Regions from separate parts of the Homo sapiens genome. Here region 1 is linked to region 2. A link is a contact called in ENCODE Hi-C data. All regions are on one chromosome and are shown on one strand. Each heading gives the region's core, a stretch centred on a gene start or an enhancer-like site at or near the end of the contact. The rest is flanking DNA. Distances are from core to core; before and after follow the strand shown.

The links. A loop is a pair of places that touch in the nucleus more often than their neighbours do. Pooled maps may share reads with other maps.
Region 1: a map of Right ventricle myocardium inferior shows a loop between it and region 2 (4-fold over the local background). The contact joins two enhancer-like sites. A Hi-C loop is called at or near these places in 1 of 168 maps with a recorded cell type or tissue (Right ventricle myocardium inferior) and 5 of 50 pooled maps.

Annotation. Positions count from the first base shown.
Region 1 is chr17:34,130,244-34,135,748 of GRCh38, reverse strand. It overlaps a transcript of ASIC2 not described here. Among named protein-coding and RNA genes, the nearest start is that of LINC01989, 51 kb to the left of the region's middle. Within about 2 kb of position 4,153, at least 2 of the 41 ENCODE cell types and tissues checked have a DNase peak (open chromatin) inside an H3K27ac peak, as active enhancers do.
Region 2 is chr17:33,979,180-33,984,710 of GRCh38, reverse strand. All of the region lies in intron 1 of LOC107985038 (a long non-coding RNA gene), which reads left to right. It also overlaps a transcript of ASIC2 not described here. Among named protein-coding and RNA genes, the nearest start is that of LINC01989, 200 kb to the left of the region's middle. Within about 2 kb of position 2,546, at least 3 of the 41 ENCODE cell types and tissues checked have a DNase peak (open chromatin) inside an H3K27ac peak, as active enhancers do.

The sequences.
Region 1 (5,505 bases), core at 2,904-5,403, 150 kb before region 2:
TCACCTTTTAATCATATATTTGTGGAGTGCAAGTCCTTGATGTGAATTACTGACTGTAGACTATAAACAATATTTCAGGTGGTGGGAAACTTCATCATCCTGTGCTGAAAGAATTAATCAAGGTGTAAAGGGAAGATTTAAGTCTATGATTCTCAACCTTGGCTGCACATTGGAATCACCTGGGGAGCTGTAAAAAAATACAGATGTCTGGGTCTCGCCACAGAGAAGTCTGGGTTGATGTCCAGGCATCAGGACTTTAAAAGCTTACCAGGTTAATTTTAATGCCCAGCCAAGATTGAAAACTACTAGCAAGAGAACCAGCAGTCTGGAGAGTTGGAAGCCAAACCTAGTGCTAGGTTTGCTGACTGATCTTCTCCTACGAAGATGCTAGCCCTAGACTTGGTCCTCAGCCACTTTCTATCTCTAGCTCATCTTCTATGCCATGTTCCTGCTTTCAGTGATTCAGCTGCCAGCAGGCAGGCCTGTTTGGGACTGCTTGGTCACAGTTGGAAGACAAGTGCAATTTTTGGTGTAGGCTGACCAGGCCATCGCTGGCTGGGCTTTGCTGGCCAGAACTCAGAGAAGTTGTGAAGTTCTGTTTTGGAATTATTAATTAAGAGCTTTCCAACTTATCTAGCAGAAAGAGCCTCCACTTCTAGCAAAGCATTCCATTTGGCTTTGGAGTTCTGACAAGCCTGTCTGTGGGGTCTCAAATGTCACTCTACAGTCACCAGTCTTTTAGTAATGACCTGTGGTTGGCTATAGCTGTTCAGAAAATTAGAATTCCAAAGTTCAAGGCATTACTATTATTATATTTTTGGCAGAGTGAGGGGTATGAACTGAAGGGGCCCAAGGAGGTACTGCCTACGTATGGGTGGGCGAAGGTAGGGGGTGGCCCCAGGATTCAGAGTAAGGAGTGCAGTTTGACTGTGAGCTCCCTCTCCTAGAAATGACTGGCTGCATGTCTGTCTACGAGAGTGGTCATAAGCAGAGGGTTTCCTTCCTGAGGTCAGACCTGATTAATCTTGGGATTGGCGCAAATAGAAACAGATTCTGGAGTATGTGGTGCAAACTGGCATTGAGAAAGTAATCACATAACTTGTTGACCTAGAACTTCTCCATGTCTCATCACTGGACTCAGGGCAAAGTCTCCCTTCTAGGTTTCTCTGGCACTTGTGGCCTGGGCTTTGCTGGTGCTTCCAGCCTCATCTCTACGATGGCTGCACTCCCATTCCTCTTCCTTCCATTCTCTCCTTCCTGCATTGTGCATTTACTCTTTGCCAGGGACTTGACCTGGATTATTTCTCTTGGGGACAGGCATGGATATCTAACTTGCCCGGATGGACTTGGTTAAAGGTGACTGTCCAGCTCTGGTGAGAGGACAATGTGGCCCCTTTCTGGGGACTTTGGGGCATTTGACAAGACCATTAGTACTTAAAGATGGATGTTGTGCCTGAGGGTGATAGGGCGGTCACAGAGAGAAGTGACCATTTACAACATTTCAAATGCAATTAAATCATTGTTCACCCCCAAACCTCTGATGCCAACTACAACATGACTCTAGAAGGCTTCACAGCATTTCCTTTTGGGGCATTTCAGACTTCAAGGGGGCATTAACCATTACAGATATAAAGAAGGGATGCTGGCTTCTGAATTAGAGAATCAGTACCTGGAAGCTGACTGTAGCACTCATCAGCTATGTGAACTTGGTAAGTATCTCTCAGAATTAGTTTCCTTCTCTCAGGGTTTTTCAGTCTTGGAACTAGTGACAATTTGAGCCACAGGATTCTTTGTGATGGGGGCTGGACAAACTGTAGTGTCCTGTGCATTACACTATGCTTAGCAGTATCCCTGGCTGGAAGTGCTCCTCCCACACCCCTCACCCTGCAAAGCTCCAGACATTACCCAGTATCTCCTGAGGGGCAAAACTGTCCTCAGTTGAGAACCACTGGTTTACCTGTAAATTGGGATGTAAAACCCCTATGTCACTTAGTTGACCTTAGGTGTAAATAAGTGTGATTTGCAGGAGAAATCACTTTGCATACAGCAGGTGGCCCTTAGCAGACACAGTGAGGCCCAGGGAAGCTGTGGGTTTCCTTGGCTGCCTCACAAGAATGTTTCACCTGCTGGTGCCAGGCCCTACGAAGGCTCCTCAAGCCAGGTGAGTACCAGGCTCATTGGCATCACTGGTACCCTGGCCTGTGGCCATGCGTGTGAATGTCAGCCTCCTGGGCTTCTGTCCCACAGCTCAGAGCCAGGGCTGCTCTTGGGAGAATGCACTGATGTTCTGTAGCCAGCTCAACAGAGACAGCCTGACCCTGGGCCAATTCCAGAGCATGAGGGATTCCCAGGGGTGTAGCTTCTCCCAGCACCTTTTTTAGGTGAGAGGAAAGAACCATTTACCGAGCATTGCCATGGCTCTGCCCCCCACCCACCCAGGGACACTACCCCTTCCCCTACACCACAAAAATAAAAGTAGAAAATAACCAAGAAAAAGAAAGACGCTTGAAGGCAAAGAAATCTGAGTTCATACCCTTTCATTGCTTCTAAAATGGGAAATCAATCATATGTATTTATATCATATCATACATCTATTTATCAATCCCAGAGTCAGTATGAACATTTAATTAAATCAGATAATTGATGCCCAACACTGAGTCTGGCTAACAGTAAGTAATAAATACTTGGTAGTTCTCTTCTGCCTTTACATATATCATCTCAGTTCCCTCTCACAATGAAAGAGGGAGATGTGGTATTAAATTGGGGTGACCCCAAACAGGCCGCGATGGGTTAGATTGGGGCCTAGGTCCCTCTGTGGAGGAGACTGTGCTTCTAGGGAGCCCTACCCTCACTGTCTACAGAGGTCAGCTGAGCACAGGCTTCCAGGATGGATGGTTGAAGTATGGCCTGATTTTTTACCTGAGACTTCACAGCTTATAAAGAACACCTACACACACACTTGTTACCTAACAACAGCCCACAGTGGTAGGGAAGGTAGTTGTTATTCCTATTTTGCAGGCTAGTGAGAGGTGAAGCCAGCTGGACTTCGTGGGTCGAGTGGGGACTTAGAGAACTTTTCTGTCTTACAAGAGGATTGTAAAATGCACCAATCAGCACTCTGTAAAACACACCAATCAGTGCTCTGTAAAACGCACCAATCAGCACTCTGTAAAATGCACCAATCAGTGCTCTGTAAAACGCACCAATCAGCAGGATCCTAAAAGTAGCCAGTTGCAGGGAGGATTGAAAAAAGAAAGACCCTTGAAGACACGCTGATAGGACAAAAACAGAACATGGGCGGAGACAAATAAGGGAATAAAAGCTGGCCTCCACCCGGCTCGCACTCCATCCCCAGCCAGCAGCCGCAACCCGTCTACCTGTCCTTCCACGCTGTGGAAGCTTTGTTGTTTTGTTCTTCACAATAAATCTTGCTGCTGCTCACTCTTTGGGTCTGCGCAACCTTTAAGAGCTGTAACACTCACCACAAAGGTCCCCGGCTTCGTTCTTGAAGTCAGCGACACCACGAACTTACCGGGAGGAACCAACTCCGGACACACTAGGAGATTCAAACTCAAGGAAGTTAAAGCACTTTTCTGAAGCCATACTCTGGTAAGTGGCAAAGTTGAGATCCCAGCTGAGGTTAGCCAGGCTTTACATTCTTGTGTCCCCTGCAGAGGCATTATGATCCTCCTGTAGAAAGCCCAGAGATCAAACTTATAGGGCATAAGAGATGGTGTCTCAAATTCCAGGACAGCACCTACAATTGTCACAAAAGTTTCCAAAATGTCCCCGTCCCACTGCCCCAAGAGAGACCAGAGTTCCTAAATGTCCCTCAGAGAAGAATGGAGAAGCTAGACCCAAGGTAATTCGTCAGTGGGCCAGCACTCAGGCTTTCACACGCTGGGATCCAGATTCTCAGACCTTTCAGGGCCTCTTGTTTATCTGGTCCCATTTGGACAGGGGGCCTCGGCAATGGCCCCTGCCCAGCAGACCCTGGGTCTCAGTGGGATTAAAGGAAAGGCACGCAGAGCCACAGACTGAAATATTTCTCCTTTGTTTTTGTGGTAGAGTGTGAAATATCTCTAGAGCATTTGTGGACAGGGTTTAGGCTCAGGAAGATGTCCCTGCTGTCAGCAGACCACAAGCTGGCTTCCCCCCAGGAATGGTTGCGTGCCCAGGCAGGGGTAAGTCAGGGCTGGCTTTGCTCAGGTCCTGGAGGGTGACAGCTCAGCCCTGGAGCCTCTGTGGCTGAGCTGGGGGCAGAAACCTTTATGTGGCTATTTATAGGTCCTGATGGCCAAAGGAAGGGAGCTATCCTGATGCCAAAATGACTCTTCTGGGGCCTAGGCAGTGGAGCTTGGGGGGCTGGCAGTTTATTTAGGGAATACAATGGCCTACTCAGAATGGTTATTTCTAATTGATTCCTCCCCAGCTCCTCTCTCTCTTCCATCCCCATTATTCCCATGACCAAATGGCCCTGTCTGAAACACAGCTCTCAATATGTCACTACTTTGTCCCAGTCCATCAATGGCTCTCTATTGTCTTGCCAATCTGCATTTCGAGGCTCAGTTTCCAATTCTTCATGGTGCAAAGCCTAACTCTGCCGTAATATACAATTCACTCTTTCCCGAAGGCTTTCTTTCCCCACTGGCCCCTCAGCTTTGTTCCTACTATTCATTCTCAGAATTCCTCCTTTTTCTCTCCCTTAGCATTGGTTTGTTGAAAGTCTGCTCATCTGCTAATGTCCATCTCCAATGCAGCTTTTTCCGCGAAGGCTTTCTCGATCTCTCCCTACTCGCTGTACTCATTCCTTAAATACTTGTTCTCTGTCCATTGAATAAATGCCTTGGTGCTTTTTACCTAAGGGCAGGCATCAGAGTGGCCGTATAATAATTTCATGTATAAGCTTCCCTTCCCCTGAAACCCATCTTTTCATTTCAAAAAGCATTTGTTGAGCATCTGCTCTCTTCTAGGCAGTTGCTAAGGGATGCACTAGTTATGCAAACATGGGTAATGCAGGGCCCAGCCCTTGGGGAGCTTGCTGCCCAGATGGGAAAACGCATCCTAACAGATTCATTATGGTGTGAGAAGCATCATGGAAGGGAATTCCAGAGTTTGGAAGAGGAAATGCTTTACTCTGTTTGAGGAAAGGTGTGGGCATTGAAGCTTATAAGACCAAAGACACCTTTGTCTTTCAACAGGGACTATATCTTTCTTGTCTCTTTCCCTGTGTGTCCAGACAACACCTGGGACATAGATGATGTCCAGTAAATGTGTGTTGCACTGGGACTAGTTAGATATAGGTTCTGTGTTCTCCAGGCTCCTTTGAGCCCTTGCCCATATCCCCATTTATACGGATTCAAAATCATAACTGTTGCATCTCCTCGTAAGCCATGAGGAGGAAAGCAGTAGTTGAATCTGATTTCAGCACCTGGAAAGCAGTGGTTGAATCTGATTCACTGCATTATCTTTGGAGCCTGCACAGGGTAAGGGTTTAAGGAGCTT
Region 2 (5,531 bases), core at 1,297-3,796:
ATTATTTCCAGCACCAGCTTAGACAGACAAGTGACAAGATCTGACTCATGCAGTGCAAAGGCACTGTTCTGTCCTTAGAACCTCTTTCCCCCAATTGTGAAGGGGATGCACAAGTGTCTGCATCGTCGGGTGGTTGTGAGGACTACATGAGAAAATCCTGGGAAATTTCCTCTTGGCCCTTTTACGTGCCATGGGCCTTTAATCCTAGGCAAGAGGCTCTAATAATAGAAACTAGGAGACCTAAAAATTGCTTGCACGATGTAGGCGTGTTTGATTGCTTGGTATGGAACAGAGTGAAATTGCTGGGCATATGTGTTGACACTTGATAAGAAACACAGATTCCCAGGTCACCTCATAGACAGGGCTGCACTGGGCCTCCTGCCTAGGCCTGTTCGATGAAGCACCAACAAGCCCCACAGCTTTGTTGCTTTTGCTATGCCCACTGGGACCAGTGAGAGAAGTGCGGTCTTATCCCTGGGAGGAGAGAAAGAGCCAGCATCTGCAGGCGCCCACAGGATGTCAAGGTGAGTGTCCACTCCCCTCCATTGGAGAGGGCTGACTAATCCTCAGTGAATATGATTGCAGCCAGAAAGGGGTTATGGGGAAGGAAGGCTGTGCATTTGTTCTGAGCATGTGTGTGCCTGTGTCCCTTGTTAGAAACCAAAATAGAAAAGAGCATGAAAAGGTCTGAAAACCAGAACTAGTGACAACAAGAACAGACAGCATGGACACATGCTGCCAGGGCCCAAGCTTGCCAGCACAAACAGAGGGCTTCTCAACCTGGGCATTACTGGCATTTTAAGCCAGATAATTCTTTGCTGTGGGTGGGAGTATCCTGTGCATTGTAGAATGTTCAGCAGCACCCCTGGCCTCTACCCATTGGATGCCAGTAGCAAAATCCCCAGGTGGTAACCACTGAAAATAACTCCAGACTTGTACAAATGACTGCTAGGAGGATAGAACTGCCCCCAGTTGAGAGCCGCTGACATACAGAGGGCTGAGTAAATGGGCCCTGTCTTCTCAGTCCAGAAACCAAGCAAAATGCACCAGGGTGGCTCACGAATTTGCACGCCTAACTTCCTCCTCTGTTGCCTCATGGTACATTGGCAGCAGGCAGAGGCCATAGGGATTCCAGGTGACCCTCAGAAGACTGAGAAGAGGCCTCAGTGACACGTTCTAGACACTGCTCTGCTCTCTGACTGTTTTTCTGGCTCCATATCTGGTACCTGAGGCCCAAACGTCATCGAAACTGGGTCCAGAACTGTTCACTGGTGCTCTCACTGATTGGAAACTGTCTGGTGCATTTTGGCTGTTGGGAGCATTTCATCTCACATTGATTTATTATTATATTTTTAAAGACACTGAGATTAAGACTCATCCAGGAGACACTGCTTGCCAAGACATAATTAGGAGAAAATGACAGAGGTAGTAAATATATAATTAACTCTTTTCTTAGTGCTTTTTCCTGGCATTCTTAGTCTATCCACACAGCCTGGGAACAAGTTCTCTGAAATCTCCAGGCAACTAGAGACCAATTACCATCATGTGCACATATTATGTTTTTGAGTAACTGGTATACTTGTTTATATGCAGCAAGTTAAGTGGACAGCCACAAAGATAAACATGGGTACACACACACTCACAGCTCCTAATTGGTTTCTTTTGATTGATGGTTGATTTACTCACTGACTCATTGATTCAACAAAGATTTGGTGCACACCTACTGTGTGTGAGGCACCATGCTGTTTCCACCTTGCTAAAATCTGTCCCTAACTAGAAGACTTTGAGTTCTTGTATATGTATACACATAATGTGTATAAGCATATGATATCAGGGAGTTCTATACACCCATGTACACATACACACATATATTGAGGTTCAGAGAGGCCAAGTAAGTTGCTCAAAGTCACATAGCTATCAAGTAATGAAGCTGGTATTTTGTCACGAGTATGTCTGATTTTCACTTTCCTATACAATCTCCTTTCAAAGCATGCTTCCCAGAGGAGATGATAGTTGAGCTGAATCTTCAAAGGTAGATAGGAATTTACCAGGTCAACATGATAGGAAACGACCTATGCAAAGGCTGGTAGAATTCAGGAACTCCAAAAATAAAATACAGAGAGACACTAGATGCCTTGGGAGGAGCTAGAGAAGACAATATGGACAAGGACCCACTAATGGACGATCTTGTCACAGAACCCATAGCAACGCTGGACTCAGATCTGACTCAGATGTTAATCTGTCTCCTTCAGGAGCTAAAGAAGCTCCCACTTGGAGCTGCAGCCTCTGGCCAGGCCCACCAGCATAAGTTACAAGGTGACCCCAGGCCCATTAAGAAACCAGGGAGCACTTGATTCCAGCCAGTAACTGTCTCCAGCCTTCTCTTGCCCAGGAAGCAGGGACCAGTTAATTGCAGGGTGATCGCCATGTTCTTGCAGAGCATTTAATGTAGCATGTAATTGCAGGGTAAATAAATACAGAGCTATTTCCAGCTCTCAGCCCAGTGCTGCAAGCCTAGTGGTAATTACGGCTGGGGATTGGCTGGGTGCAATTTCCAAGCAATGGCTCCAGGCATGAACTGGCTCAGCCCCAAAGCAGGCCCAGTCTGCTCCCAGGAGAACAAGGATGCAGATCTGTCTAAGCTTCCCATTTACTCAGGTGCTTAGCATCTTAGTTAGCTGCTCTGGATTCCCCAATACTCTAGCCCACAACTGCTTCTTGAGGCTCCTCAACCTTCCGGTTGGTGCCAATTCTCCCTGATAGTAGTGGTTAAGATGCCTGGCCTGGAATCAGACGGAAGTGAGTTTGTATCAAGCCACTTCCTCATACAAGGCTATGTGACCTTAGATAATGTTGCAATTCTCTGGGCCTCAAATTCCTCATCTATAACATAGGGATACAAATAATACATATGTCATAAAATTGTGAGGATTAAATAAGATAATGCATGTAGAATGTTAAGCATGGTGCTTAGCTCAGAATAAGTGCTAGATGTTAGCTAATCTTCCCCCCCTCCCTTCTTTCCTTCCTTCCTTCCTTCTTTCTTCTCCTCTTTCCCCCTTTCCACCCTCCCTTCCTTTCTCTCTCCCTTCCTTCTTTCTTTTCTTTAGAAACTGTGCAAGAGAGGAAAGAACATACATTTGAGAGCCCAAAAGACCAGGGTTTAAGTCCTGGTTCCACCAATTCCTTGCTGTTTTGGTCTTCGAACAGCCATTGAACTTCAAGCCTCAGTTTCCTCGTGTGTTAAGTAAGAACAGTACCACCCACTTCACCAAATCATTGTGAAGATCAAGTGAGATCGCAGTCATCAATGTTTTTGTAAACTGTGGGCCAGGCAAAATGAAAACTTCCTGCTCAGAGTTTAAGCCTGTGTCACAGACTGGGTCCCCAGGAAGGAGACTCTGAGATAGATATTTACTTGCAATGGTTTATTAGGAAGAACTCATAAAATTACACTTGAGGGCTGGGTGCGGTGGCTCACGCCCGTAATCCCAGCACTTTGGGAGGCCGAGGCAGGTGGATCACTAGGTCAGGAGATGGAGATCATCCTGGCCAACATGGTGAAACCCCGTCTCTACTAAAATACAAAAAAAATGAAAGAAAAAAAATTAGCCAGGCGAGATTGTGCACGCCTGTGGTCTCAGCTACTTGGGAGGCTGAGGCAGTGGAGTTGCTTGAACCCAGGAGGCAGAGGTTGCAGTGAGCTGAGATTGTGCCATTGCACTCCAGCCTGGTGACAGAGCAAGATTCTGTCTAAAAAAAAAAAAATTACACTTGAGGAAGGGATGGGGAGAAAGCAGGATTAGACAGAGGGAGAAGCTGAGCTGTGATGCAGTCTCAATGAGCATCTTACCTGATGCCATGGGAAATGTGAAATGGAATGAGCCTTCAGAGTTGTTCCAGACTGGGGAAAGGGGCTCAGGCCTCAATGTCTTTCCATGGATCAATCATTGGATGTGAACCACCCTGTAAAGAAGGCATGATCTGGAGCAAGGCAGCTCTCTGCAGTCAGGGTTAGGGCAAACCCCATGGGGAGCTGGCAGCTGAGAACTTTCTGCAGGCAGCATCCCCAGCAGGTAGCAGGATAAATCCTTCCTTCTTGAAGAGGGACCTGGGAAGCACATCACAGCATCCACCACAACCTGTTGCCTCAACCTACCCAAGTTCCCAGAAAACTTCTTCCCATTCCCAAGATTCTCATCCTTTCCCCTGCCATCCCATCTCCATATGTGTTGTGGCCCATTCTTTCACTTCTTTCACTTCATTCTTTCACTTCCTAGTCTCCCTTTCTTCTCGCCCACTGAGTCATTTCTAGATGTCTAAGTGTCTAAGCTCATCTGGGGAAGTTCTTTGATCCTGGTCAAGTGGTAGAGATGGAGACACAAAGGCCAGCCCTCATCCGGCTTCTCACCTCCCTCACTCAGAGACTTGCTTGAGCTCTGTCTGTCCTTGGGCTCTTGAGTCCTGAAAATATGTGGCTGTCAGTGGAGGTGTGTCCTTCCACCATGCTCCCAGCACCTATTTGTCTCTGTTTGTGGATCTAACCGCTTATGCTTGTCCCAGTGTCCTTGTGTTTGTGTCTCTATCTTTATTATTATTATTATTTTCCTATTATCTGACTTGGCTTGAAGCCCACATTCCTTGATGCTGCTGTCTGAGAATCTACAAGGCTCACCCCAGCTGGAGCCCAGCTCAGAATACCAGGAATACTAAGTGACTCGGATACTTGCTGTTGCTGTGTCCAGTAGAGAAAGAAGAGAGGAGGCCTAAGGGGCACAGAGAGAAGTCTAGTTACTTTGGACCACTTGAGACTCTTCTATGTGGAGTTCCATTCAAGAGAGACTGAGTTCCCGAGTTCTTCATTATTGAAGGTGTGTAAGCAGAAATTGAGACCTCTAAGTGTGAAGATAGAAATGTGATTTAGACCTTGTAGGTCAAGGGCTGGCCACTTATAAGTGATGTCACCTTGAGTAATGACCTCAGCATTCCTGAATTTGTACTTTCACAATGGCCAACATGGTTCACTCTAGCTCTGCAGAATGCTAAGAAGGGGAAAAAGTGAGAGTTCTTGTATGAGGGGTGGGATTTTGTAACTTTTTCCTGACACATGAGGCCTTTCTGTCCCCTCTTACCCCAAATATAACCCATCTTGGTACCTGAGGAGGTCGAGTGCAGAGAGGGCTGATGCTGGCTCACATTCAGTGTGGATTCCTGGGGGTGATGACTTTTCTGGATTTCTTAAAGTACTCTGTGCATACAGGGGACACCAGGCTCCGGGAGAGCCACTCCTGGGCTTGGTGGAGCTCGGCTGGGTGGAGGGGAGAAGTCAGGGTTTCTGACGGCCTCACTCCCTGGCAACTGCCCCAGGGAGACTCTGAATCTCTATGACCCAGTGGTAGGCATGGAGCAGCAGCTATACCAGGTCTCATGCAGGAAGGAAGGACGGATAGAGGCAGGTAGTGTGAATGGTCACTCTTGTGCCCCCAAGACAACGCCAGGCCAAGGTCACGGCTCTGATGGATTGGTGTCAT